Linked DNA regions of Mus musculus: region 2 is linked to region 1. The links are chromatin loops, found by intact Hi-C in ENCODE. Cell type or tissue: gastrocnemius. All regions are shown on one strand.

Region 1 (2,500 bases):
TGAGGGCTTAGCTCTCCAGTTCTGCCTAAAGTATAAATAAGCCCAGATTCTTTTAGTGGTTTTCAATCTCTTTTTAAAATACAGAGACCATAAAATAGAGGCTCATAGACCTAAGTGACTGGCAAGGCGGCTGGTCTGTCTACTAAAGCATGATGACTTTAACGTTAGGCCTTTATTTTCTCCTCTTCTTCCTCCTCTTCTTCTTTTTAATTACTTGATTCTAGGACTCGGTCTCATAAAGAAGTTCCTTTTTGGTGAATCGTTTTGAGGTGAGGCAAAATGGCAGGGAAAGAAAGGACACGAAGAGGGTAGGGAGACCCCCAAACTCTAGAGTCTGGGTGAAGCCTCCCACTTGAGAATCAAGGTTACCAGCCCAACTAACCTTTGCTGTGAAGGTTGCAGGTAAAAACAATTTCTTTTTTCCTTTCTTTTTCTTTCTTTCTTTTTCTTTTTTCTTTTTTAACACAATTTCTTTTATGTAGAAGCACTTCAAGAAAGCATGTTCAAGAACAACAAGCCAGTTAGAAGGTATGATTCTGGGTAGCATGACACCCTTCTCCCAGGCGCTCACAGCAGAGCTACTGACTTAGTTTGCAGTGAGGATACCCTATTTTCCTGTCTCCACATCTACAGTTTTTTTGCCTTATGACTTTGTTAGCCTGTCTGGTTGCCCTCAGGAGCTAGCCTGGGATCTCATTTAAACTCCTTAGCAATCCTTTGAAGATAAGTCCAGAATGCACCTAAGCCCTATCTATGGCTAAAGAAAACAGAGTTAAGTGAGTTTAGGCGTTCCTTTGTGGAGTTGAGCAACTTCAGGCTTCAGCAGAAATGTAAGTTATTAATGTCTTTAAATCTCTTCTCTCTTCCTCCCGCCCCTCTGTGTGCATGTTCTCTGTGTGTATGTTCATGTGTGTATGCTGGTGCCATAATCCTATGAGGTAAGTGTGGTGGTCAGATGACAACCTCAGGTGTCAGTCTTAATCTTTTACCTTGTTTGGGACAAGGTTTCTTGTCCATTGCTGGGCATTCCAAGCTAGCTGGCCCAAGAGCTTCCAGGAATCTCCTGCCTGCCTCCCACCTTACTGTAGGAGCTCCGGGATTACAAACATATCCTACTGTCTCTGGCTTTACAGGGGATCCAGGCTCAGGCTTCATGTTATGCAGCGAGTTCATTACCCACCAAGCCATCTCTCCAACCTTTAATAAACTTCCCATGTTCCAGACTGGCTTTTCCTGAAACTCCTTTCTGTGGTGAATCCAAGGATCCAGCTTTACCTGAGTTGCTGAAGGCTTAAAGGAATTCCTAACACTGCTTGCTGTATGTAAGGGCAGGAAGCAGTGTGCGGCGTCTCCCACCCCTCTCACCACCATGCACACACACCTGACAGTTTGACTCTGCGGCCTGTTTGGTTTACAGCCCAGGGCCAGCCTTCTGTTGCTGAAGGTGGTTAGAAAATGCCTCATCTTCTTTCCTTTATTTGTTGACCCGAGTTGTGATGCAGTTGATCAAAACGTCAAGTACAGTAAAGTTCAATGTTAAAATAATTAGATAAAAAATTCTTTATTTAAATAACTGCAAAGACAAGAACTTAATTTCCTTTTGCTATACTAACAAAATGGGGGTAGGGGTAGGAGTCCTAGAATATTCTGAGCTGTTATATTTTTTTTCCCTTCTTCCTGAAGTTAGGTTGAAACCTAACAGACTTGAGCACAGTGGGATTCTGGCAGATTCAGTGCTTCTCAGGTAAGGTGCAAGTGCCCCACAGGATTGCCCAGCTGACATCAGCCTGCCAATGGTAACCCAAGCAGACAGGCGAACAACAGGCCCTCACACGAGAGAAAGGGAAACAGAAGCTCCCGGTGTGTGGGTGTGCACTGACTTGCGTCATGGGGCTCATCAACACTTTGAAGAAAAAAGATGTTTTTAAAAAATCTCCATCTGTCTAGAAATTGAGGGGGGAAAAAGCCTACTGAATCTTATATAGGGAAAGAAAATACCATGAAATGTTTAAACTATCCTGAATAAACTATGTCAAAATATAAAATAGTTCTGAGGGACTAAAATGCAACATTAAAATCGAAAGGGATTTTTGTTGTTGTTTGTTTGTTTGTTTCTGAGACAGAGTGTCTCGGGTTTCCCCGGCTGGACACCTTTCTGTAGACCAGGCTGGCCTCAAGAACTCACAGAGATCTCAGGTGTGTGCCACCACCACCCAGATTGAAATTTTGTTTGTTTGCTTGGTTTGTTCTTGTTTTTTGTTTGTTTGTTTGTTTGTTTTGTTTTTGTTTTTTTTTTAAGATTCCGCATCAATAGCCTACATTTTTGTCCTTTTGAGACAGGATAGCACCAATTCATAGAGACCCACCTGCCTCTGTCTCCCGAGTGCGGGATTAAAGGTGTGCGCCACTGCGTGTGCTTGGTTTACAAACCGCTTTCAAACAGGATTTTGGTTTCTTTGAAAAAACACAGAACTATTCTGTGACTATGTTTTTGTTTAAT
Region 2 (2,500 bases), 120 kb after region 1:
CATTTTTACCTTAGAAATGTTGCTTTATATCTTGCCAGAGCATTTGTTTCACATGACTTTAAAAGGAGAAGAGAGGATGGAAGGACACAGACACAGACACACAAAGACACACACACACACACACACACACACACACACAGCACAGGGCTGGGGACACTCTTGAAGATACATTTGAGTTTCATGTGTTTGAATAGAAAAATTAAATCACAGGATTTCTTTAAATGCCAAACAGATTTCTGACACTTGGTCAATTCTAAAACCTGTTTGTTTTCCAGAATCAACAACGTTTTGGGTAAAAACTTCATCCCACTCCTGGAGTTTCATGACTCTAAGTGCTCAGTTCTGGCTTTGCTTGATGAAGCGAAGGCCAAGTTGGATGTCTGGAACGGCACTTATGAGAGCAAGGAGTCTGTGGAAGTCCTGCTGGAAGACTGGCATGTGAGCGGCTGCGGGCTGGGCGTCTGCTTCCCTCTCCTGCTGTCTGGATTAGCTCAGGGATTCTCCCTTTCTGGGCTTGGGTGTTTGTTGGTAGGCCTCGTTAGCTTCAGTTTCCCTGGAGAAAACCATCAGTGGTGGTCAAATAGCTGCTAGAGAACGAGTAAGAAGATGAGGATTGCCTTGGTCAAGATGGAGTTAGGATGGTTAGGGCCATAAAGAAGGCTCCGTTGTGGTCTTTTCCCATTACAAAGTTTTGCTTACTTTTGTTCTTTTTTTCAATTTATGCTTCCATTCAACGGTTCTCTTTTCTTTGAAAACTTTGGTCTTAGCCCCTCAAGTTTTTTTTCTTTTCTTTTTTTATTATTATAATATCTAAGTATACCCTAGCTGTCTTCAGATGCACCAGAAGAGCGCATCAGATCTCATTACGGATGGTTGTGAGCCATGTGGTTGCTGAGATTTGAACTCAGGACCTTCAGAAGAGCAGTCAGTGCTCTTACCCACTGAGCCATCTCTCCAGCCCCCGCCCCTCAAGTTTTATTTTGAAATTTAAAAAAATATAGTTTCAGTTACTTTGGTGCTTGCCACGGATGCGTGTGGAGGTCAGAGGACATCCTGTGGGAGTCAATTCTTCCCTTCTGTCACGTGGGTCCCAGGGACCGAATGCAGTCCTCCAGGCTTGGTGGCAAGTGCCTTATGCACTGTGGTGCCTTCTTGGCTGCCCTTCACCCAAGTTTGAGTAGGAAATGGCTTAAATGCTTCAAAGAAAAACCCGTCACAAAAACCAAAAGCATAGGCGTGTCCTTACAAGCATAGGTGTGTCCATGCAGAAATTCAGATGGAAACCCCATGGGGCGCCTTCTTTATGGGAAGGGAGGGTGGGGAGACTTGAAAAACTCAAAATTATAAGTTTCAAGGAAATGGAAGAGGATGATGAAGACATACATATCTGTTTATAATTGATCATTTAAATATTATGCTCTTCCAAATTGGAGGCATCATTCTAAACTGGGCTAGGTTTTATTTATATATAAAACATGGAGAACAGTACTACATATAACTTTTTGTCTTCTCTGAAGTTTTGTTTTGTTTTTTTTTTCTGGGCTTTTGTTTGTTCATTTGTACTTTGAGATAGGGTCATATGTAATGAGGTTGGTCTTGAACTCCCGATTCTCCTGTAAGTGTTAGATTACAGGAGTGTGCCATCATGCCCAGCTTTGGATTTACATTTCACTGGTTCAGTAATCATAGTAGTTAGCTAGCACAAAATAAGAATATAATCAGTGGTTCTTAACGTTCCTAATGGTGTAACACTTTAATACAGTTCCTTACGTTTGGTGACCCCCAATCATAAAACTATTTGTTGCTACTTCATAACTGTTATTTTGCTACTGTTATGAATTGTAATGTAAATATCTGTTCTCTGATGGTCTTATGCAACCCACAGGTTGAGAACCGCTAATATAATAAACAGGCGGTTTAGAGTCGGCTCTGAGTTAGCCCCAGGATTTTCCACAGCTGAATTAGTTAATGATAGTTTCACAGCCTTCTTTGTGCAGGTGGGGATAGCTTCTGAAAAAGTAACCTAATGTAGCTAATGAAGACTTACTAATTAGTGTGAATAAGGCCTGGGAAGCCTAAGCTATTGACACAGTTACACAATGTTACTAAGACGGACGAGCTGGAAGGCTTGGATCTGCTATGACTGATAAACTTGCTTTTTCCCATCAGCTGGACGCAGTGTAAAGTCACATGGCTATGTTAAGGTGAATCTGCTGTGATAGCCCTGTGTCATTGTGCTCTTGCATCTCCTAAGTCCTAGCCACCCTTCCTGAACCATTCCTTCCATTTCTGCTGCTGCAGTGTGGTGGTATTGAATACTCAAACATTGCTGGCAACCTTGCCCTTTACTGACATCACATACTGACATCTGGATTTCTTGGCACATTTTCAAAAGTAAAATCTGTCAACATTTTTTTGCCTCTCCTTCACAGAAATTTACTGGAGAAAAAAAGTTCCTAATTCAACTTGATGCTTCTTTTCAAAAATGTGAAGAAATGTA

The links. A loop is a pair of places that touch in the nucleus more often than their neighbours do. Peaks named below come from ENCODE experiments on the same cell type or tissue, not always from the same donor. Only the 100,000 strongest peaks of a DNase experiment are listed, where the experiment ranks them.
Region 2: it touches region 1 in a loop (3.0-fold over the local background); 28 of 42 quality-filtered maps call a loop at or near these places.

What each region holds. Positions count from the first base shown.
Region 1 is chr12:75,787,846-75,790,345 of GRCm38, forward strand. All of the region lies in intron 2 of Gm40447, which reads right to left. Among named protein-coding and RNA genes, the nearest start is that of Syne2, 29 kb to the right of the region's middle. In gastrocnemius, no CTCF peak of the experiment used is centred here; DNase peaks (open chromatin) are centred at 1,369 and 1,780.
Region 2 is chr12:75,906,436-75,908,935 of GRCm38, forward strand. Syne2 (spectrin repeat containing, nuclear envelope 2) reads left to right here. Exons shown (of 116, transcript NM_001005510.2): 14 at 276-438; 15 at 2,433-2,500. Among named protein-coding and RNA genes, the nearest start is that of Mir5101, 1.4 kb to the right of the region's middle. In gastrocnemius, no CTCF peak of the experiment used is centred here; no DNase peak of the experiment used is centred here.